Linked DNA regions of Mus musculus: all the other regions are linked to region 1. A link is a loop called in an ENCODE intact Hi-C map of the cell type or tissue named here. Cell type or tissue: left cerebral cortex. All regions are shown on one strand.

The links. Hi-C counts contacts between places; a loop is a spot of excess contacts. Peaks named below come from ENCODE experiments on the same cell type or tissue, not always from the same donor. Only the 100,000 strongest peaks of a DNase experiment are listed, where the experiment ranks them.
Region 2: it touches region 1 in a loop (5-fold over the local background); 2 of 42 quality-filtered maps call a loop at or near these places.
Region 3: a loop joins it to region 1, with 7 times the contacts of the local background. A loop is called at or near these places in 2 of 42 quality-filtered maps.

Annotation. Positions count from the first base shown.
Region 1 is chr2:35,763,254-35,771,253 of GRCm38, reverse strand. The region is part of intron 9 of Ttll11 (tubulin tyrosine ligase-like family, member 11); the gene reads left to right. Among named protein-coding and RNA genes, the nearest start is that of 9030204H09Rik, 52 kb to the left of the region's middle. In left cerebral cortex, a CTCF peak has its summit at 5,274 (motif pointing left); DNase peaks (open chromatin) are centred at 1,623, 2,239, 2,871, 3,242 and 2 more places; H3K27ac peaks cover 4,116 bases.
Region 2 is chr2:35,841,519-35,849,518 of GRCm38, reverse strand. The region is part of intron 6 of Ttll11 (tubulin tyrosine ligase-like family, member 11); the gene reads left to right. It overlaps Gm10829 (a long non-coding RNA gene), which reads right to left. Exons shown (of 4, transcript XR_003953791.1): 1 at 7,844-8,000; 2 at 6,293-6,435; 3 at 5,255-6,125; 4 at 2,295-4,831. Among named protein-coding and RNA genes, the nearest start is that of Gm10829, 4.0 kb to the right of the region's middle. In left cerebral cortex, a CTCF peak has its summit at 7,457 (motif pointing left); DNase peaks (open chromatin) are centred at 4,051, 5,326, 6,586, 7,828 and 1 more place; H3K27ac peaks cover 1,423 bases.
Region 3 is chr2:35,711,410-35,719,409 of GRCm38, reverse strand. It overlaps Dab2ip (disabled 2 interacting protein), which reads right to left. Exons shown (of 16, transcript NM_001114124.2): 7 at 6,400-6,544; 8 at 6,160-6,304; 9 at 3,905-4,141; 10 at 2,138-2,339; 11 at 472-650. Among named protein-coding and RNA genes, the nearest start is that of Dab2ip, 93 kb to the right of the region's middle. In left cerebral cortex, no CTCF peak of the experiment used is centred here; DNase peaks (open chromatin) are centred at 3,717, 3,996, 4,330 and 4,523; H3K27ac peaks cover 2,422 bases.

The DNA.
Region 1 (8,000 bases):
TCCTTATGTAAATTTTGGTAAATTGTCACCTGAATTACTAAATTCACAGGCATAGGTGTCATCCATGACGCTCATGCGTGGCCCTAGGTGGGGGGTACACTTCTGATGCTAACATTAGGACCCTTGCTCTGGTTGCTGATATTAGTAATGTATAATTAGTAGTTAGCGATCTTCTTTTTCTCCTCAGTTAAGCTGGCTAGAGGCTCATCAGTTCTATTGATCCCCCATCCCCACCCACAAGGATAAACTCCTCTGTTTTATTGATTTTTCTTGTTGATTTCGTGTCTAATTTCATAGATTTGTTTTCTGATTTTTACCATATCTTTGGCCATTTTGAATTTGCTCTTTTTCTGTTTCCTAAAATAAGACTTTTTTCTTTTCCTGTAAGACAGGATTTCTCTGTAACCCTGACTGGCTTGGAACTCACTGTGTAGACCAGACTGGCCCCAAATTCACTTGTGCCTCCACCTCCTGAGTGCAGAAGTCAAGGCTGTGAGTCACCACACCCAGCCTGAAAACATTTCTTTTTCCAATTTCAGAACGTCTTGCCTAATCCATGTATTTGATTCTGCAAATCTGACTACACTGTGTCCCACACACTTCAGTGTGTTCTGTTTTCATTTTTATTTAGTTCAAAATATTTTTAACTCTCTTTCGAGCCCTCCTTTCTGAGAGTTTTATATTTATCTTGCCTGGGCCCAGGCTGTGTTCACTGTGCTGTGGCTGCCGGTGCCAGAGGCCTGGGTTTCCTCTTATGCCATTGGCTTTATTTTTCTCCCCCCATTGCCTTTGGGTTTTTCTGAAGTCTCCTTCCTAAATGGAGCCTGATAATCCCCCACCTGTGTGCTGGGGTCCCGGGCTGAGCCCGGGCTTCTATTGCTGTGGAGAAGCAAGGTAACCAAAAGAAAGATGGGGAGGGAAGGGTTTATCTGGTTCACACTTCTGCATCACAGTCCACCGATGAAGGAAGTCAGGGCAGGCATCTGGGGCATGAGCTGATGCAGAGGCCATGGAGGGGTGCTCCTTAGGAGCCTGCTCATCATGCTTTCTTATAGCGCCCAGAGCCAGGGCTCGAGACATGGCTCAGTGGCTGAGAGCACTGGCTGCTCTGCCCAGCACCCACATGGCAGCTCACAACGGTCTGCAACTCTAGGCCTAGAGGATCTGACACCCTCACACAGACATGAATGCAGGCAAAACCACAAATGGGCATGAAATTAAATACATTATTAAAATACAAAAAGACAGGACCACCAGTCAAGGGGCCCCACCACCCACAGTGGTCTAGGCCCTCCCACATTAATCATTAATTTAAAAAACACAGTCAGATCTTTTGGATGCAGTTTCTCAATTGACTCTCTGAGGACTCTAGCTTGTGTCAGGTCACAAGCCAGGTTTATTCTACATCCAAACCACAAGAGCCTTCCACTTGGGTGGGGAAGATAACCCACCAGATGCCGACATTGACACAATGGTGACCTGCGAGGATGAGGCAGGAGGATCACAAGTATAAGGCCAGCCTGGACTACCGTGGGGCCCCGGGAGCCTCTTCCATGAATGCACGGCCCCCACCTGGAACTTGGGCACACTCAGCTCCATCAGTCAGCACCTACCATGAATGTGTCTCACGAATCACTGGCAGAGGCTTTCTGTGGAATCTTGCGATAAAGCTGGGCGTCCTAAAACTCAAAAGTGCTATCTGATCGGTCTGCACGTGGGCTCTCGGAGGGTCCCAGCTAGACCAAGGTCTCCAGCAGAGAGCACAGTGCCAAGGTTTCCTTCTCAAGTGTGCATTCATTCCACTGGAACAGAAAGTCACAGGGCTTAAAGCCCGAGCCCCAAGTTCTCCCAGGGTGTGAGCGTGTCTGGTCACCACTGTGGGCAGAACTGTCACCAGCATCTAGCAGGCAGTGGCTGGGGATACTGCTAAACCCCCATGATGTCCTGGGCAGCCCCAGCAAAGAGCTACTCAGCTCCAAATGCCAATAGCAACACCATTACCCCCTTGGGCTTCAGAAAAGACAACCACTGAGTCTCTCAGAAGTTCCCTGTACCCCCACCATGGCTATGCGCCACAGCTGCCATCCAGGTGAGGGTGAGGGAGGTTGTGGAGCCTCCCAGGAAGAGTGCACATCCCTGCTGGGGCAGACCTGACATCACCCAGCAGCTTCTTGGTGGCTGTGGGCGTCTCTGCCCCTGCTTTTCCTGTTCACTGCTTAAAAAGAGGAGGGAGCCTTATGTAATCGCAGCCTCATAGAACCTTCTGTCATTTTGGCACCCTTGGGCTGGGAAAACCCCCTCCCTCCTAAAATCCCATGGGGCATGGAATTCTTTCTTTCTGTTCTAAGCAAGCTCTACAGGTTACAAACTGGGCAACAGCAGAGTGAAAGAGCAGCCTTTGAAGGCACCTCTGCTGGCTGTCTGCACTCTCTGCATTCCCATCCCCCATCCCTCCACCATTTTCCCCTGCCATGGGCACCTTTATTATAGACTGCTGGTCCCCATCTCTACCCCCCTGCTCAGATGTTTCTGCCTGCCCGGAATTCCTCCCATTCCCACCATTTTAACAGCCTTGACCAGACCCTGTGAAACCCTTCCTGCCTAAGAGTTCCTGCAGTGCCCATCCCTGATATCAGCCCCAGCACTCCCTCCCCTCCCCTCTCCTCCCCTCTCCTCCTCTCCCCTCCCCTCCCCTTCCCTTCCCTCCCCTCTGATACCCACAAGTGCCTTCCTGCCAGATCCTGGTTCTCTTTGGGGGCCTGTGACTTAGTTCTGTGAAGTAGATGTGCTCTAAAATAGATGTGACTAAGCGTCCACAGGAACAGGCGGCTCTTGGTTCTCAGAGCGGAGGCTTCCAGTCCCCACAGTGGTTTCCAGGCACTCCTTAGGCACTCCTCGGGCTCTCTGAGGCACGTGGGATGGATCTCGAGGCAGTCACTTGCTCTCTCCATCCCGGGCAGCACCACCTGGCAGCCACCAGCTGCCATGCTAAGGGTGTGTGACTAGAGAAGATGACAAAATCCTAAAGTTCAAGTCTCTCCTCACTTTCCCCAGTGCGCTCCAGGACAGGATTGTGCCCAGGCACCGTACAAGAAAGAAACTGGTTTTTCAGATTTTCGTGCACTAATAAAATTACCTTCTCTAAAGAAGGCAATTTGCATGTTAATGTTTTGGGTAATTCTGTGCAGCTCCAATGCCCCCAGGGCTGCAATTTCTCTCTGACAGGGTGACAAAAATAAACTCCAGCATAAAGGAGCATTTCCCTTCCTGCCTCTGAGCTCCATGTGACGTTCTAATGCGAGTCAAGCTGGAACCCACTGCTCCATCTTCTGACACTGATCTACCTCCTTTCACCTCTCAAGTGACAGGCAGGCTCTGAAGAGCGCCTCGGGGTTGTCTCCTTGAGGACAGGGCTGGGACCCCTTGTGAGTGGACATCACCCCTACAGCCCACCTTCTCCCCCGAGGCCCAGCCTTCAGCTTCTCTAAATTCTCAAAGGTGCAGCTAGGTAAAAGGGCACCACCCACCATCTTGGGGTGTAGAGGGCCACCACATGGGTGTATGGAGTCTATGCAGCTGCCCTGCAAGGGACACGCTGTCCCATCAAGCTTGGGTCCCTCTGGTGACTTAATGAAATCAGGAAGGGAGCTTAATTCACAGGTGTCTTCTCCAGGCCAGACACATTGGTTACACATACATACATACACACACACACACACACACACACACACACACACACACACACACACAGAGCCTACCTGAGGCACTTCCCGTCTTCATGCATAGTGACTGATAGCCCAAGTAGGATGACAGTTGTGCTGTGTGTCACACAGGTGTTGCTCAGAGCAGCCAGGCAGACATGTAACACAGAAAACTTCCTGTAACCTAAGTATTATAGATAGATAGATAGATAGATAGATAGATAGATAGATAGATAGATATAATTCTGTAAAAGAAAATACCTTTCAATGAGCATAGCATAGAGTGATTTCTCTCAGGAGGTGGATCAGGGAGGTGCAACTGAAAAAAATAAACTCACTATGGTCAATAGCAACTGAGATTAGAAAGATGCAACGAGTCACCAGGCGGGATGCAGGGACAGGGCATTGTAGGCCTAGAGAGTGTTCTGGAGACAGAATGGGGTGGAATGGTAGGAAGGGAACACTGCTGTTCAAACCCACTAGAGAAAGGGATGAGGGACTTAGGAGAGTGTGGATTCCCTCCTGAGTTTCAGTCAGGGGAATGCAGGGCTGACCTGGTCTCTATTAGGCAGTTTCGGAGGCAGGAGGGCAGGTGAGGTGGGCACAGGTGTCCCACAGCCCGGCAGAGGTCAAACATCCCAGCAGGTGGAGAGCTTGGCTTGCTGTGTTTGATGTACAGAATGAAGTGTTTCAGGAAGCTGAGGTTGTAGGAGAGAAGTTTCAAAACTGACCCGGGGTTTCTGACTCCTGAAAGTAGGTAGGTGGAGGTGCCATTTATCAAGGTAGGTAAAAAAGACAGGATAGGAAAGCCCACAACAGATTCTTTGAGATGCTAATGAGGTATTCCAGAGGCAAAAGCCCCTGTGGCCTGCAGATAAGGACTGGGAGGAATTTAGATGGCATTTCCTCACTGGAGGTATTTAAAACTCAGCTAATAAATGACAGGGAGGACAGGGAAGGGGGCAAGGGAGGAGCACCCTGAGGACCCCAGCACAAGGGAACCAAGCAGCCAAGGGGGCAGGGGGATGGGGAGCTGCCACTCAGTGGATGCTGCAGAGGGAAGCTGACAAGAGGTGAGAGGTGGAAGGGGAAGGAAGACACCCACTCCTTCAAAAAGCTGTGCTAGACCTGAGGGGCCCAGAGCGGTCCTCTCCTGGGCCTGGAAGGAGGGTGCTGCAGAGGCGTGCCTGCACCTGGGAGGTTTGGCTGAGAGGGATGGGTTGAAGAGAGAAGAGGAAGAGATAGATGGCACCTCAGGCAGCCTGTTCCACTCCAGAGGTCAGGCTGTCCTGTCTGGTGGCTGACAATCAGAGAAGACCTGTGCTGGAGCATTCAATCAAGGGACAGATTTCAAAACACCTGTCTCTCCTCTCATCACTACCAAAGACCCTTTCATAGATAGCATTTTGCATGACCTTACTCCTCATTATAAAACATCTTCCTCTGGAGCTGGAGAGATGGCACAGAGGTTAAAAGCACTTTTCCAGAGATCCCGAGTTCAAATCCCAGCAACCACATGGTGGCTCACAATCGTCCGTAATGAGATCAGATGCCCTCTTCTGGTGTGTCTGAAGACAGCTACAGTGTACTCATATAAATAAAAAAAATAGTCTCCCTCCAGAGGATGTAGCTCAGTTGGTAGAGCACTTGCCTGGCATGTACAAAGCTCTGGGGTTGATGCCCAACGCTGCATGACAGTAGGTACCTGTGACCTCAACTCTTGAAGGTGGAAGCCTGAGGATCAGAAGTTCAAGGTCATCGTCAACTATACAGCAAGTTTGAGACCAGCATGCGCCACACAAGAACTTGTCACTAAATAAATAAGCAAGTAAAAAGAAGACCTTCCTGTGCAGTGTCTCCCACTGTTCCCTCAGGGTCCCAATCCCAGGAGACTTTGGCAGGATGTGACCAGGAAGTGTCCACTGGAAGAAAGGCATGGCTCCTTCAAGTATGGCATGTTCTGATAGGTGTGCAAAGATGTTTGTTACAGCATCATGTGAACATAACATTAGTAAAGAAAAAAGAAACAGAAGTGTCCCACTGTAGTGAGAGGGGCTTTATAGCTCATGATGTGTACGCACTAGGAACGTCTGTGCAGTCTGGGAAAAAGCGAGTGGATATGTATATGCAGATACAGGGAGGGGTCACTAGTACACTACACGCTCAGTGTGGCCGTCCATGCTCAGAACCCGAACACTTGGGAGCCTGAAGCAGGCAGATGAGAATGAAGCCAGCCTGGGCTTCACAGTAAAAGTCTGAAAAGAAAAAGAGAAAGAGAAAAGAAGGAAGGGATGGAAGAGAGAAAGCAAAGGAGAGCATAAAGTACAATACTCAGCCCAGGATCATACAGAAGTGTTATTGATGTGCGCAGAGCCTTGTGAATTCCATTTCACATGGATCTATCAGAGATGGCAATCAGCACGCACTTGTGGCAGTGTCAGAGAGGACGTCCTGCCACTCAGGACCTCACAGGACAATATATGAAATCACAGTTCTTTTCCTCTATGCTTGCCCCAGGCCCCTCCTCCCCTGCCTTGCTGGCAGGCGGGCAGGTGCCAGGAAGTGGCCTGCACCTGCGTGGTGGGCTGAGGTTGCAGGTCATCACCAGCTTCCCATCCCTTAACCAACTAACAAATTAGACCCCAAACCCAAGGCTTGGAACAGCCAAAGGAAGAAGGGGGAGGGGAGGACCCTAAAGCTCCTCCCACCTAGAATTAAGTGAGCTGCGACATGTGCTGGATGCATGTATTTCTCCTTCAAGGCGTAATTGCTGTGCAAGGTCCTGGGACAATGCTGTCTCTGACATTCTTTCTAAGTCAGAGATGTTGGCAGCTTGCTGGGGAATGAGTTTGGAGCCTCAGAACACCCATGAAGCCACTGGTCACAGAAGAGATATCTGGAATGGCATGAAGCAGGGAAGGAAGGATGATCAGTTCTCAGGCGCCATCTTCCCAGTGCGTCTGAAGCATCCGTCTGTTATGGTGGAATCAGGGGTGATGTCAGATGGAAGGAGACTGGGACCACGGGTCTCTGCCAGGGCCAGCCTGTGACCTGTGATTAATGAGAGATGGAATGTTTACTTTCACCCTTGACTGTTTGTCACTGGTGTCGCGGGCTTCTAGGGATAGTGATTTTTCTGCACGGTCTATTTATGGCTCTGTCTCCACACTTACTCATTTCTCCATCCAGACAAGGACAAAGGTGGAAGTGGCGTCTTCCTGCTGTGACGCTTGTAGGCAGTGACCGTGCACGCTGCGGGAATATTGCAGACTTGCTACCCTTTAGTCCCTGTATGGCTGGGCCTTGGGGGGTCTTTCCTCCTCATTCCGGCTTGAGAGAAAATGAGGAAAGGGCAATGGTGGGGACCCCAGCACTACCCCTATGTTGGTTAGTTTTGGTCGGTTTGATACAAGCTAGGGCCCTCAATCAAGGAACCGCCTCCATTAGATTGGACTGTAGGCAAAGCTGTAGGACATTTGGGGGGCGGGGCTGATGTGATTGATGTGTGGGCCCAACCCATTGTGGGTGGTGCCACGCCTGGGCAGATGGTCTTGGGTTGCACAAAAAAAAAAAGCAAGTAGCTCCATGAGTAGCTCCAGTAAGCGGCAATCTTCAATGGCCTCTGTTTGAGTTCCTGCTCTAAGAACTGTGAGCTGAAATAAACCCTTTTCGCTACAAGTTGCTTTTGCCCGTGGTGTTTAATCACAGCAATAGAAACCCAACCTAAGACACCACCCATGTCTGAAATGTGGCCTTGGCCAAGAGAACGTGACCACCTGCCTTGACCTCTCTAGTTGAGCACTATGGCCTCCTCAATATGAAGAGTAATCATGCCAGCCTCTCTGGACTACCATGGGATCTCTGGAAGAGATGGGGTCCTAGCAGGCAGAACTTACTAATGATTGCATTTGGTGTTGTTTTGTTTTTTATCACTTGCTTTAGTTATTTTTCTGGTGTTCTTATAAAATGAGAAGAGCAACTTAAAGAAGAGGAAAAGTTGTCTTAGCTCACTGTCCAAGATAGTCTAGGCGGCAGGAACCTGAAGCAGCTGGTTGTGTGCCATCCACAGTCAGAAGAGGCAAATGAATGCTACATCTCAGCTCATTCCACTTACACAATTCAGGACCCCTAGCACAGGGAATGGTGCCACCCACAGTGGGTGGGTCATTCCACCTTAGTTAATGCTGTCACGATAATTAATTCCCATGGCGTGCCTAGAGGTCCATCTCCCAGGAGATTCTGGACTCTATCAGGTTGACAGTGTTAACCATCACTTTACCATTGTAAACATCCAGAAGA
Region 2 (8,000 bases), 78 kb before region 1:
AGCAGGAGACCTTCCCAGGCTCACTGATGTGAAATCCACTTTAAAGACTTTCACCAGCCAGCAAATGGTCCCATTTGTTGGTGTGTTGTAAGCTGTGGGGCATGGTTTTAGTTTTTATGTGGCTGAGAAAGCGCCACTTTACCTCTGTGCTGTCTTCAGAATGATCACTTCCTGTGTTTCACTCCAATTGTGTGAGTGAAGCTGAGCCCCCGGGGGGCCAAGCCTCGAACACACAAAGCCTTTCTTTCTCCCTGGGGACTTTGTGTGTTTGGACCCATAATCTACGCAAATCCCAGAACACTGTGCAGTGGGAGCTTCATTCTAGAATAGCTGAGAGTGAGGCTCCCTCCATTTCACCTTCACCTCCAGCTCACTCTACAGCCAGTCAGGCCCCAGTCACCCTTAAGGGACTCTCCGGACTCCCAGACTTCTGTGACCTTCTGTTTAGTGACTTCTTGTGTTTATTCCCCATAAATAAAATCCTAACATGATTGGTACACTTGTCACTGATGAACAAAATGTAAGTTTGGTCGCTTAAAATGGGAATTCTTTTTCTATAATCATGCACAGCTTTATTTTTTGAATTCAATACTCACTGAGGTGATTTAGGGTCTTCATTTTGATCATCTTGCCAAGGACGAGTGATTCAGACCCAGTCTCCCACATAGCTAGGGTGGCCCAGTGACCAGTCTAGAGTCACCTCTCGAGGGTAGAACACTCGTCTTCAGCATTGCTGTCACTCTTCCTCACTCAGTGGCATGAGTGTGTCCTGGCCCTCATGCCTCTTTGTCATCTCTTAGTCCAGAGCCCAGTTCAGGCTACAAACAAGCATGAGTGCAGGGAACAAGAGAGCAGAGGCTTGCATCAGTGCCCCTGATGGGCGTCACCAGTCTTACTTAGCGTGCTGACCACTCCTGTGCCACAAGCTGCCCATGTCCCCAGTCCTCCTAGAATAACACATCAACTTTTCTGGAGATTCCACATAGCTGCAGGGCCTCGAGACTCATTTCATGTTTGAGGAGCCTGCTTTGTTAAGTTGAAGCTCTCTTCAACTTAACTGAAAGGTTCTACTTACTGTAAATAAAGGTGGTATCTGATAAGGTAAAGAGTTTTTTTTTTCACAAATGAGAAGAAATGAGGCACTTTATGCGAATGTGACAAATGTATGTTGTCTGCACATAAAACTTAATAAGAGACTTAACACCAGACTTTGAGACTCGGTTCTGTGTGTGGTGCAGTGAGGACGTGAACGCACGTGGTAGGCTGTAGGCTGACTGCAGGTGTCTTCCCTTGATTACTGTCCACCTTTCTTTTTGAGATAAGGTGCCTCAGTGAATCCAGAGCTCATAGATTTAGCCATAGAAGGACTCAGGGACCCTTCTGTCCCCTTCCCTCACAGCACTTGGTTACAGGTACATGCCACCACGAATGATTGCCATGCTTGCATAGCAACCTTACCAAGCAAACTATCCTGAGCCCCTGCTTGTGATCCTAACTGTGGTCTCCTGGGAATGTGTACGTGTTTAAACCTCCACTTGTATAGTCTAAATTTATAAAAGGTTCATGCGCTAATAAAACTATGCCTGTCGATCGTCAGGTTTTCCCAGAAGTATTTTCCCTTTTCAGGGAGGAGCTGCCTGAGAAATTATTCAAATCAGATGTCTTGATCTATCTGGATCGCAGCTCTCAGGCGTTCCCTCCCCCGCTCTGCTATCTCCCACCATTACTGTGGTGCTTTAGGACTGAGGCTCGTGGGGACCTCATCAGGGACACACGGTAGTGAAGCATCCTCTCGGCAGAGAACACTCACTTCATGAAGCTCCTCAACTGATGTCTTAAGAGCACCGATGGTTTTTAGGTCATGGGCCCCAAAGGAAGACCCATCCTCGGTCACAGTTACCGAAATCACATCTTACCACCTGTAGCCTCATGTGCTCTGTGCTGTGGTGCCAAAGGATAGCCCAGCTACCAGCCTGCATAGCCTTCTATGTCTCTGCCATGCTACCATAGGATAGCCCAGCCACCAGCCTGCATAGCCATCTATTCAGGATGCTCTTTGGACCTTTTTTTTTCCTGCCCATCTAACTCTGCCAGTGCCTTCATGGGGCAACATCACCCAGGGTCTGCCCCACCCTCCCTTCAAAATATGTCCCATTTCTCTGTATTCCTGTAGAATGTGATGTTTTGTTTTGTTTTATCAGTTTATATGGACCTCATGCATGTCTAGATCTCTTTATCCGAGAGCGCCGGACTTGTAGCGAGAACTCTATCAAAAGCATTTTCTCAGATTTATTGGCTCAAAACACTGGATCATATAGTTCAGAGAGAGGCCGTTTACAGAGGATCTGTGATGCTGTTTATTTGTTGAACAAAAATGGTAAGCATGCCTATCAAATCCCAGGAGGACACAGAAAGCTGGGAGAGGTGACTGCAATACAAGAGCCATCTGTCCATCCGCTGTCCACATAGCTAAGCCTGTGCCCTGAGCCAGACCTGCACTGTAAGCATCCTTCAGGTACTTTTCACCACAGAGCTGTCAGGGGAGGCACTTGGTGGGTGAGGAGGTCGTCCTAGCCCCGTTAGCTCTGTCAACTTGACACAATCTAGAACTTCCTGAGTGGGGAGACTTAGTGACTGCTTGTCCAGAGTAGGTTGGCCTGCAGGCACATACCTTGAGTATGCTGACTGAGGTGGTAAGACGTGACCACTGTGGTTGGTGCCATCCTCAAAGCAAGGGATCCCAAATTAAGTCGGAGTTGAGAAATACACCCGAGTATAAGTGTGTGTGTACACTCCTATTCCTGATTATAGGTTCAGTGTGGACAGTTCCTTCAGTCTCTGCCACTGTGACTGCCCTACCATGATGGACTGCATGCAGTCTTGAACCATGAGCAGGAATAAATACCTCCCCCCTTACATTTTTTTTTTTTGGTTAGGATATTTTTTATCACAGCAATAGCTAATGAACCTAAAAATCTCCAAAGTAGTGAATGGTATTAGGAGGTAGACCCTTGGGAGGTGAGCATACCATGAGAGCAGAGCCTTACCAGTGGAGGAGTGTCTCACAAAGGGGATCCAGCGTCCCTGCTCTCCTGAGCAATCTGCAGCCAGACTCTGCGGGCTCCATTGGATTTCTAGGGGAACGAGGGAGATAACAGTGTGTCAGCTCAGGCTGTGACTCTCCCTCATAGCTGACTACACACAGCTGAGTCAGGAGGCTCACAGCCAGGCTTCTCTGAACCCAGGGCTCTTGCTTCAGCCTTGAGGAGAAAGAGCTACTGAGGCAGCACAGTGGCTGCCTGGGGGAGAAAAGAAATGAGCTCTGCTTGCTGGGAGAGGCTTAGCTTACAGCCACACTCCGCCACCAACTCACTGGGAGATTGGCAGCAACCTCAGATCACCCCCACCCACGGCTGGTGCTACAGGGATGCTAAGAGCCCCATTTCAGGAGGCTGCAGTGCCTTACCCGAACATCTTAGGGAACAAAGGAATTAATGAACATGAATCAACCCTAAGTTAAACCGTGTGGCGTGGAACAAAAGGAGAAAGGAGCTGCTTTCAGATTCTAAATGAATATGAGTACCAGCCATCAGCAAGCCCAGTGGAGGGAGCCTTAGTGCTCCTGCATGGATGCTCCTGCATGGGTGCTCCTGCCTTGTCTGCCCAGTGCTATTATGAGCAACACAGAACAATGCCTCCCCAGGGACACTCCTGGCCCTGAGCCCCAAACCAGGGCTCCCGAGAAGCCAGGACTCTTCACCTATAAAACCCATGGCTGCTTCCTGGCAGGCGCCTATGAAGAGGAACTTCAAAGTGTATGTCAGGATCCTCATCTAGCGCCAAAGATTCAAACACCTCTCAAGAGCTGGGTAACCCTGGAGCCCTCACACAGGTAAACTGGGATCTTTGTGAGAAGAACACAGCACCTGGGAGAGATTGATGGGACAGGATCTTTCACACAAGTGAGAAAGAAAAAAAAATGCTTTATCTTCTAAAGAGCAGCCTGCGCCTTTCATCCTGAGATTAAGGCTCTCCCCCTCATCCCCATTGCTGCTCTTGATCAAAGAGCTACGTGGGAGTAGGACAATGGGGCCATCTGTCCATCTGTCTGTCTGTCTGTCCATCTGTCCATCCATACCACGATCCCGTCCAGGCTCTGGATTAGGCTCTGTGAACAGCAAGATTCAAAGGTTGAGTTCTGGCTACAAGCAAAGTGATTAAGAGTTGACATGGAGGCCTGTCATGGGGAACCTGGGAAGGAAACCTCGGAGTGTCTGAGGGTTGCCCTGAAGAAGAGACCCATATATTTGATAACTAGGTATGTGTAAGAGAAAGAGAAGATAGGGCATATTACCCAGAGCAGGAGACAGCAGGAGAAAGGTCAGAAATTACCCACAGGCCTGATGGATCTAGAGAACAGGGGGTGGGGGAGGGTATGTGGCTAAGCACAGCCTGAAGACTGCCAAGCCACAGTGGTCGGGCAAGCAGAGGACTCGGTCATCTAGCCTGAGGTCATTTGTAGGCTCTGAGGTGTGGTAGTGCCCATGGAACAGCGTTGTCAGTCACCTTTGCTGGGGTATTAGTACCCCAGTCCTTAACTTCAGCACTGGGTGGGGGACACACTCTCCTTCCATTTGTCATGCACCTCAGACTTCCTGTCAGAAACGGCCCAGAGGAAAAGTGTCCTGAGATCCTGCTGGCAGTATTAGAGGTCTATAAAAAGAGCCATTCAGAGAGAAATGAAGAGTAAGGCAGGCATCCTGGCCCTCCCCTCCTGGAGCTTCACGGCCATGAGAGAAAATTCCCATAAGGCCATACAGTCAGATTCAAACTGTGAAGAAACAAAAAAAAAAAATCAATATTTTTGCAATTCACCACATAGAACCCCCCTGTACCCTAACCTGCTTGTGGACACTTTGGGGAGCTTTCATTCCCTTATGACAATTGGCTGTGACAGGGACATAAGATGTCTCTCACAAGCCGGAGGAAATCTCTGGAATAAATCTTGGATGATAAAAATAGCTGACTCAACAGTTTTCCTCAGGTTTAAAAAAAGAAGGGAAAAACCCCAAACAATCAAACGATCATCCCCACAGGTGTTTCTGCAGGAAATTGCCTGGCTCTGGTTTTTCTCTCCTCTCTCTGGAAGTGCCCAGTTTCCCTCTGACCTCCCCATTTGTCACCAGGGCTCCACAAGAGCTTTTCCACCCCTGCCTGCCTGCCTCTGCTTCATTTCCAGCCTCGGAACTCTCACCTGCCCCTTTCACCCTGGCGACTCTGCAGAGGGCTCTCTGTTTTCTACCACGAGGCTCCCTCTTAGCATCTCCTAAATCTTCACTTGCATTGTAATAAAAGCAAAGCAGCCATCACGTGGCTAGCAGTAGACAAGTAGGCCTCCAGATCCGGAGGCACAGCCCAGCTGCACTCACCCAATCACTTTGCAGGGCAACGTGGCCTTGGGGTGGAAAAGAAACATGACCTTGCCTGTTACCACGGTGTACTTAAGTGCCTAAGTCTGGGGGCGAGGGAGAGCGGGAGGGTGACTTTAGCTGCTGTGTACAAACTGTGCGGCGAGCCAGTACCTTCACTAGCAACAAACTGAATGTCAGTCTTTTGAATGAAAGCTCAAGCATTTCTCTGAGAGACCAGAGAGGTGGCATAGCATCGGGTCAGGAAGCTCGGAAGTATGCTTGGGACCTGGGTGACCCCGTGAAACCTTAGGAGCAGACTGAAGCTGTATTTTGATAAAACCTCAGTTTCTACACCTATGACATGAAGCATGTGATACCTCGCACCTTTGGGGCCATCAAAATGCACCTGGAACAACAATGCCCAGTTAGAGGGTTTTTTGTTTGTTTGTTTGTTTGTTTGTTTGTTTGTTTGTTTAAGATGGAGGCTCATGTAGACCAAGCCAGTTTTGATCTTGTTACATAGCTGAAGAAAACCTTGGATTTCTGATCCTTCTGCCTCTACTTCCTGAGGGCTGGGATTACACATGTGTATCACCGTACCTGATTTATATGGCGCTGAGACTAGAACCCAGGGCTTCACGCACGTTAAGCCAGCGTCCTCCCAGCTGGGTAATATCCCAAGCCTGAGCACATCTTAGAGAACTCTGACTTCACCTGTTGGGGGAAGATTCCTTTTGTAGTTTGGGAATAAATTGGAAGAGTAGTTTGTTCTGCTTTATTTATGATGTAATGCTAAAAAAAAAAAAAAAAAAAAAAAAAAAAACCAAAAAAACAAATTTTAGAAAATATAAGAGGTTTCTGCTAATGTCCACCTTTCCCACCTGTAAATGGGGCTTCAGCCCTCTCTCCCAGTGCACAGGCTATTGTAATTCTGCTGGCCTTCGAAGGCTTCACGGCGCAAATGTCATCCCACATCGCTCTACCGTACGCCTCAGCGTCAGTAACCGGAAAGCATCCGCAGGCTCTGTCAAACAGTAATTTATCCCCATTGTTAGATGCCTTTGAAGGGCTCAATTACGCTCTTCTCTAAGTAGAGCAGAGCCATGGGATTACTGAATCAAGAAGGTGGGTGGGTGTCTCCAAAGCTGCTGGGGCCAGTGCTACCCTGTGCTTGCAAAGAGCTGTAGCTGCTGGTTACCATGGCTGCCACCAACTAGGGCTGTCTGGTCCTAGAGCGTGGATGTTCTGTGTAAATTAGTTGTCGATTTAGTGTATGTCAGCTAACGTAAAAGTGTGTGGGTCTTTGACTATATGAGGCTGGCCATGGTTCCGTGTGGACTTTTATGTTTGTTACTCCTATTTCACGTTGTGGGATCTGGAACATAGAGGCTTACATCCCTTGTCCGTGTGAGCATGGGTGTTTATGAGGAGGCCAGAATAGGATGTTGGGTGCCTGCTTTGACTCTCTGTATTCCTTTGAGCCAGGATCTGTCACTGAACCTGGAGCCAGGCTGCTGATGGCCAAGCACCATCAGTCCTCCTATCTCTGTCCCCCAACTCCCCAGCACTGGGGTCACAGAAAACACGTGTAGCCGTGCTCATTTTTCATATGGGTGCAGGGGATTTGAACTGGTGTCCTCACACTTGTATATCAACCTCTAGTTCCCACTGACCTATCTCTCCAGTCCCACACTTAATATTTTGAGGTTTGATAAACATATACAGCCAGGGAGCAAGAAGGAAGGGCTCAGAACAACTGGAAAGTCAGTCGGGGTCCTTTAGTCACTCAGGAGCCTTTAGCCCAAGGCCAGCTTGCTTCTAAGGTGGCTGCCATCCAAGCTGCCTAAAGTTGATTTCACAAAGTTGATAACCCCATCCCCCATAAATTCCCCCCAAGGACTCTAGTAAAACATGTGGCATTGAAAACTCAGTGGAGTGGAGGAGACTAGAGAGAGGCTTGGCTGTTAAGAGCACTCAATGCTCTTGCAAAGAACTTAGCTCAGTTCCCAGCACCGTCTGACACTCACACATCCCTGTAACTCCAGGCCAGGGATCCAGCGCCCTCTTCTGGGTCCATGGGCACCAGCACACATAATCACATAAGTAAAAATAAAATAAATCTTAAAGAAAGAGAATGCAGTGCCTTTGAAGGCAGTGAGCAAGCCCCAGGGAGTGGTGGCCAGCATAAATACGTTCAGACACACCTGCAATTGTGGTACTTTACATCCTTTTAAAGACTCTCAGTCAAGTGAAACCTAAGAGGGATCAAGTCCTGAGGGCAGAAGCACTAGCTGGAGGAGCCTAAGGGTTACCAGTAGGTTCTTCCGCAGAGCTCCTCGTTGTGCTTCCTGGGCAGGCTCCAGCCTGAAGGTTCACTTCCTCAAACTCTAGCAGCTGAAGCCCAGGGCTGGCTGACAGCCAGATTTGCTAACCTGGAAGACGGTACCTCTTTAACCCAGATGGCTCCCTGAGCGCCCCGACAGACAGCATCTTCTATACAGTTCTCTGCTCTTCCTCTCCCAGCAGAGGAGGCCACCATGGCCAGTTCAATCAGCCCAAGTTCAGGCCACCTCTGCTCCGCTTCCCACA
Region 3 (8,000 bases), 52 kb after region 1:
TGACATTCCTGGCAAAAAACAGGGTATCAGAGGAGTTGTCAAGGACACGAGAGAAGCAGGCAGGCCTGAATCTCTGCTGCAGGCCATACCCCCTCTCACAGCAGTCCTCTTGCCCTGCCTCCCAAGTATTGGCACCACCACGCGCAGCAAGAAGGGGTATTTTTAAGAAGCACAGGTCCCGAGGAAACGTCAGGGATTGGGGTCAGTAATTATCCCTAAACACAGACTTTCTCAGCCCTCTGCTCGGGATCGACCCTGAACCCAAGAATGTCTTTCCTAGACATGCACCTTTCCCAAAGAGCAGAGGCATTCCTCCTTCAAGAAGCCTGCTCTGATTTATCTCAAATGGAGCTCATCTCTTAAGTTTGCTCCACACACTCAGGGTCTCACCAGGCTTCTTGTGAGTGCATGTATGGGCATCATTTCCTTGCTGGCACAGCTACCCCGCCCAGCACAGCCCGCAGCTCTTACCCAGAGAGGTCATTTTCAATCACCATCTTCTGAAGCCCAGCAGAGACGCTGCTGCTGCCGGAGCCCGGGGTGGAGGCCAGGTCATTGGTGCCAGGGAGCTGCCCACTGCCAGGAGTGCTCAGTGCTGTGTGGACATCCCTCAGGATACGAGGCAGAGGTCCCAGCTTCGACACAACGCTCTACAAGAATGGAAACAGGCAGTTGTCACCTATGTCACAGAAACTCAGAGCCCTGACCCCCACCGGTCAGACCCAGCAAGAGAGTACTGCAAATCTGCTTTGTCATAGCCCCCAATCTCCCAGCCTACACTTCCCTACCCAAGAGGCATCTCTGGTAGCCCCTCAAATTACCTACTTCATCAAGGAGGTGGGCTAGCACCCTCTGATGCCTGAGCCTGTAGAGGCCAGATACAGAACAGATGCAAGGTGCTGGTCTAAGAAAGGACAGTGCCTAGGCCCAAGAGAGGAAGGCCTAGTGCCTTCTGAACCTCCGTGTCACAGCACAGATGTGTAGAGGATTCCAGCTGAGCTGAAGGAGCGGACACTACCATGCAGTGGAAAGCCCTGAAAGAAAGAGCTGGCAACCCCATGGCAGAGCTGTGGGGGCAACAGTTCCATCTCACATTCTTGTCACACCCTATTGCCTGTGTGACAACACTGATCATTTTCTGTACTTCCTGCCTGGTTCTGAGACCCATGGGACAGTGACCAGCATACTGGCTCAGGAACGGAAGGAGGGAGGAAGTCATGAGCAAAACTGCATTCCTGCAATTTCAACAGCAAGAGTGGCAGCGAGAAGTGGGTGAGATACAGTGTTCCCACTACAGGATACTCCACTGCACTAAAAGGCCAGAGGTAGTGGTGAGTAACGTGACATGGGAAGACACTCACAATGTGGATGAGAGGTACAACAACCATGTACAGCTAAGTTCTCACTGGAAAACAAACTGAAAGGCAGAAACCCACATGTACTTGTGCCTGAATGTAAGGATGTGTCTATGAGATGGCAAAGCAATCACCTCCAGGATGGACAAGAGGCGGGTACCAGCCTGGGGTCAGCAATCATCACTTGTGTAAAGTGATTCCCTAGCGCCCTGGAAAGCAAGGTGAGTTAAGAAGTGGTTCCTGGTAAACACAGTAGGCTACAGCCACTGAGATCAGCAGGGCTCCAGGCTAGGGAAGGGTTTCTTGGGCCAGGTAACTGAAGCAGCGTCAGGCATGCAGGGACTAATCCTGTCCACTGACAGCTAATGGCAATTATGAAACAGTTTCTTTTTTTTCCTGAATTTAGGACCAAACTCGGGCCTTGTACATTGCCACTGAGCTCTAAGTCCTGCTCTACAGAGGTTCCCAAGTCTGATCTGTCACATGGAGGACCTCAGTATCCTTTCTTTCTCAGTACCTACAAACCAAGAGCACGGGCTTTTTCAGTAAAGCAACTAAGTCAGACCCTCTCCTCTCCCGCTTGGGTAAGGAATGAGCATCACTGTGTACCTGGGCTATCAGAGCTGAGCACACAGGGGTAGACCTGGACCTAGTACGCAGAGCTAACGGCTATAACGGCTGGGGAGTGAACATCCAGAGAGAGCCCCACTACAAGCTGATTGGCCCACAGGTGTAGGGCCTCCAACCTAGCAGATATACCATCTAACCCAGGCAACAGGCACCTGATCAAGCTGGCTGACAGCTTCCCAGAGCAGGGAGTGCAGGCTAGAGAGCTCCCGGCCCAGGTCTATGTAGCCCTCGAAGCCTGCTGTGTTGGAAAGGGTCTCGGGGTTGGAGATCTCCAACAGGAAGCGCTGCATGTTGGTCCACTCGTGCTCCAGGAACTGGTTCATGAAGGACATGTATTCTTCCTTGCTGCCAAACCTGGACAGAAAAGGGTGGCCAAGGTGAGGCCCTTACCTGAGTCAGATCTCATCTCCTTCCTCACCATGGCTGCTGCCAAGCAAGGTTCGGAGTCACTAGGGCCTTCTTCTCAAGGCCAAGACCACTCTACCCTCTTCAGAACGGAAGTCACTAGAGTTTTCCGTGTTTCCTCTAACACTGCCCATTATGGGCTCCTGCCTCTTCTCCTCCAGATTTGCAAGCCAAGCACAGAGGTCAATTTCAGATCCACACTTGGCTCAGGGTTTTAGTCATCAGGAACACCCCCAAGACCAGTGCCCTCCTCCGGATTCCCCTTTCTCAGGGAAGAGACCATCATCCACTGGACAAGTCAGAGGTCTGGCAGTGCTGTCAGCTCCCCTTCGGCCTGCTGACCTGATCTTCTAGTCACCTACTATCTGTCCCTAGGCCACTGCCTCCCCTCCCCCATGCCTATCATTTTTAACTGAAACCTGGCTATAGCCTCCCTCAGTCTCTCTTATCAGCCATACCATGTTCAGTGGAGATCCTTTTCAGGATCCAGAAGAGGTAAGGGCCATGTTGTGTGGTCCATCTCTGCACCATGTGGCCTTCAGGTTCCTGTGGCCCCCATGGGTTACTTCTCATCTCTCCTAGACTCCTTTGGTACCAGGCCCTTGCCATCATGCCAGCCTCTGTTCCTTATCTGAGCTAGATGATTGGCCTTCCTGTTTTTTCTCCCCACAAGCCTTTGCTCCCCTGAGACTCTGTCATTCGTCTTGGTCCCACCCTTTTCTCTACTGGACTTGCCTCATGCCTGATCATGTCTACAGTCAGGGCCCAGCTCAGACAGACCTGGGCAAGGGCTCAATCCAACTATGAATTAATTATAAGACTACCCAGCCCTGCCACTTTAATCTACTCTGTCTATAATGGCAGCCAAGGGGTTCAGAGAGATGGCTCAGTGGTTGAGAGCACTTGCTGCTCTTGCAGAAGACCCAGATTCAATTTCCAGCATCCACATGGTACTTCACAGCCATCCCTAATGTACTTTCTGTGCGTCTGATGCCCTCTTCTGACCTCTGTGGGCACCAAGCACTCATGTGTTATACAGACAGACATGCAGGCAAAAACTCACACATAAAATGATTAAATCTTAAACAAACAAACAAACAAACAAACAAAACTTCTACAAAACCACCAGAAGTGCTTTACAGGCAATCATTTTGGCAGCATTAACCCAAGTGCCCAGCTACTCAGGAAATCAGCCATTCATTGCAAAGTGGAGCTTGGTGCTAAAAGACATACGAGAATCCTTATGGCATATTATGATAATATGTTAATTCAAAAAAGCAGAAGGAAAAAATATCTTCTCTTCCCACCTCTGAAACCCAAAGAAGCATACCAAACGGCACTGCACCACTGGGAGGGTGGCTGTGGGGGAGGGTTTATTCTGAGGTAAGTGGCGGGGGAGAGACTAAGGGGGACAGAAACAAAACCAAGGCCTACTTCACTAGTCCAGGCCAAGGTCACACATGCACCAAGTTTCTGTCCCTGTGTACTTCAATCCCATGGGACACAACACTCACTTGGCAAAGTTGGCCAGGTTCTGGGTGACTTTGGCAATGAGCGTGAGGGTGCGAGCCGTGCGGTCGTCAGGATACTCCTGAAGCAGGTTGAAGAGCGAGGGTGACATGATGGCAGGGCACAGGAAGCGAAGGAAGAGGGAGGCGCTGATGAGCCGTTCACTGATATCTGGCCGGCCTCGGCTGCTACACTCCTGCCGCCATGAGGCGAACACCTCCTTAAGCTCCCGTGGGAAGACGCTGCATAGGAACAAAGATGGGCCTGGGGGTCAGATCTGTTTGAGTCACATGGAACCCTGAGTTCCAACCACAGCTCTATGTTGATGGTGGAATGAGCTCAGGGCTCTGCAGCCACGAAATCTCAGACATTTAAGGAAACAGCCAGCCAGGGTGGGCAGAGAGGCTGCTCAGCAGACAGGGTAGACTCTCAGTGAAGGGTCCAAGTGTGCTGAGCGTGGAGGCGGGTGGAACTGGCTCCATGCCAATATAAATAGCAAGAATGCCACTACAATCGCGCTCGTCCTCCCAAGGGGAGCACCTCTTTCTGCTCCAACAATAGGCTTCTGGGTCTAGAGGCATGAAGAAAGCCACAGGGCAGGCAGATCGCTGTTCCTTGGGCTCCTATTTCTGGCTATCAAGACTCATCCCTCTGCCTGAATGATGTCATAGGAATCTGGGTTTCCCACAGAGCTCATGATGACTGGACAGGGAGTCTCCCCAGCTAGCGAGAACACAGTCTGTCATGAACTAGCTGGGGAGAGAAACAAACTTTCCTGGGGTGACAGTTAAGAAGGCACTAGCACAGAGTTCTTGGCTCCATTGAATACCCACTTTAGGTGAGTTTCCTACCTTTTCACCCCAGGGCATACCAGACCCCAGTGCTCCTTGGACCTAGTCTACTACCGACTCTGTCCTGAGCCCAGCAGACAGGACGTGGGGCAATAAATGAGGCAGAGTCAGCAAGGCTGCCTAGTGAAATGGGGGTAGGCAGTCTACTGCCAGGTGATGTCTACTGATGGTCTTGTCCAGAAGAGAAGTCTCTTCTAGATGACAGAAAGAAGAGACTCCTATCACAGAAGGTCTTCCAATGGAATGGAGAGCAAAGGTTGAGAATGCAGCTTAGTGGGGAGATGACAGTGTGTTCCGAGGGTGCTCAAGGCTCTACAATTGTCCCCTTACCCCAGAGAAGCATCGCATGCAAAACAAGCTGAGGGACCAGGACAAGTGGGCACTACCACAAGCACTGGCCACACTGACCCCTTCCTAAGGTCACGGTTTACCCAGGAGGCCTGCCTTTGCCTATCTGTTGGGAAAGGCAAGCACTTCCTGTGGCACCTCTGAGCTAGTGCTTCTGACTGCAAGGGTATGGACGATTAGGTTACATGTAGGGCCAGACTATGTAAGATCAAAGGAGACGACACGGGAGAAAGAACCAGACAAATGTGGAGATATGGCTTTGGAGTGGCTTGGGCAGGACGAGCATAGCTCTGAGCTGAGATGATGGTACAGGCACCTAAGTAGCTTCTCTCATGTGGATACAAACTCAGCACTGTGGCTGGCAGCAAGGCCTACAAGGTCAGTCCCATGTGTGCTAAGCACAACCAGGGTTAGCACCAGGCCAGCAAGGCGTCATAAATGCAGCAGGTGCCTAGGAAACCGGCCTTAAGAGAAGCTTCCCAGGAACGAATTCCAGCCCCATTTGTAGCCCCAAACAAGTAACTCATTTCTACTGTAATACTACCCCTTTCTTCTCTGCTCTGTTTCAGTCAGAGGACTAGCTAGTGCTCCCTCAGTTGATACAAGGGTAATAATCGTCAGGGACAGGCAGATGAGGAGCCACTGGAGCAGTGCCAGGACACCAGGGCTCTAGCTCCATGTTGCACCGGCGCACTGACATTCGCCTCTGCGTGTGCAGGGTGCTCACCAGTTGTAGGTAGAGAAACAGCCATTTCCAGGTTTTACACTCTCTCTCTCTCTCTCTCTCTCTCTCTCTCTCTCTCTCTCTCTCACACACACACACACACACACACACACACACACACACACACACCTTACAGGTATTCTTGAGTGCTTTCCTATATTTAAGAACTCAAAAAGGGGCGTGACAGGAACCTGGCCGTCCAACAACCCAGTGGAATCAGATGCTGGCACCCAGGGCAGGAGTGGGGGCATTCAGACAAAAAAAGATAGTCAAGATGAATGGAAGGGAGGGATTAGGCCAAAAAAGGAGCACACAGCTCCCAACAGGTGGCACTAACCAGTAGGAGTTGATGATCTTGCAGAAGGCCAGCTCACAGCACATCTTGAGGTTGCCCTGGTGCTCAGGGAGGTCAGCGGATGAGCACTTGCTTGGGTCCACTTCACAATTTTCATCTGACTCATACAGAGCTTTGATGAACTCACCTGTGGGCGGGCGGGTGAGCATGGAGAAAGCAGTGAGGGTCTGATGAGCACCGCCCAGCCCTTGCCACCTGCTGGCCCTGTAATGTCCCCACTACCTAGTGCGTCCTGCAGGTACTTCTGGCCCACAAGTTTGAGGTATTCCTCGATGGCCTTGGTGGCCAGTGTGTTCTCCCGGAAGATGAGGTGCTCATTGTCCCCACAGCGGTCCACCTCTGACATCATCAGGTCTGTTAGAAAGTCCTAGGGAGGCAGAAAGGGAGCAGAGTGGAACTGAACTGAGCTGAGCTGGCAGAACCATCACTGTCCTTGGCTGCTGGACAGCCCAGCTGACCATGGGAAGACACTGGCAGAGGAGCTGAGCTGTACCTTGCCTCTGGCTGTGGTATCTGACAGGATGAGAGCTCCCTTCCTCTCAAGCCCAAAGTCTACAGGGCAGGAGACGATGCCCAGCAATCTAGCATGGGCCAGGGTTTCTGGAGTTCTCAAAACTCATTTCAATGTGCCCAACTTTTGAAGATCTTTTGAAATACAGAATTAAGACCTTAATCCAGGAGGCCAGATGACCAACAAAAGGAAGGGCTGAGAGATAGGTGGGTCCAAGAGGAAGCTATGGTTGACAACCCCCACCCCCACCCCACGCACATCTTGGAAATACAATCAGAGGTAAGGACCCATCCCTGCTGAAGCAGCACCATGACTTCTATCCAAAGCCACCATCTTCCTGAAGTTCTGTAACAGCTCTGGACCTCAGCACTGGGGTAAGACATGAATCCTAAGAGGTGGGCAGCAGAAGAGAGAAAGCAAGGCACAGAGCAGATAGACAACCTGCCCAAGGCCCCACAACCATCTGGGGTCACGTTCTGCATCCAAGATCACAGAAAGTTCACTGAGAGGGGAGTCCTAGGATGGGAACTGGAAAAGCACACAGCTTAGACAAGCAGGACCTAAGAGCGAGCAAGAGGTGTCAGGACTCAGGTCTGGGGCCCTCGGAGTGCAGCTACATTGGGAGGGCAGTGTCTCACAAACAAATAGTCTTCAGCATGAGTTCTATCTGGTTCAAGAATGCCCTGCTAGTTCTAGATTGTTCCTGAGGCAATAACCCAGAGACATCAGTTACTTCCTACCCCTTCATTCTCTGTGTGCCTCTTGGCTACTTCATATATCAGCTTCCCAAGCCATAGCAGCCCTTGGGACTGGGAGCTAAAAAGACTCAGCAGCAGGGAAGGTTAAACCTTCCAGCTTACTCTCTTCAAACTCCCCAGAATCTCTAGCCCACCACCACCAGCAAAGCCAAGCCCGGCTGTATGGGCTGGAGAGCTGGTTCAGCAAATAAGAGCACTGGCAGCTCTTCAGAGCCAGCTTTGACTCCTAGCACCCACATGGTGGCTCACAATCGTCTGTAACTCTAGTCCCTCTTCTGACCTCTGTGGGAAGCAGGCATGTATGTGGTGCTCAGACATACATGAAGGCAAAGCAAAGTCCCTGTACATATAGAATTTTAAAAATGTAAAAACCAGACTATAACAACAACAAAAACCATGCAGTATTTCAAGAGTTGGCCTAGCTGGCAACCTACCCAGCCAGCCTGAAGGCAGGCATATGGGGAAGAGGGTCCTGAAGACATGGAAGAAGGCAGCACTCTCCCTAAGGAAGTCCTTTTCCCTCCCTGTCCTTCTGCAGGGCCAGTCAGTCCAGC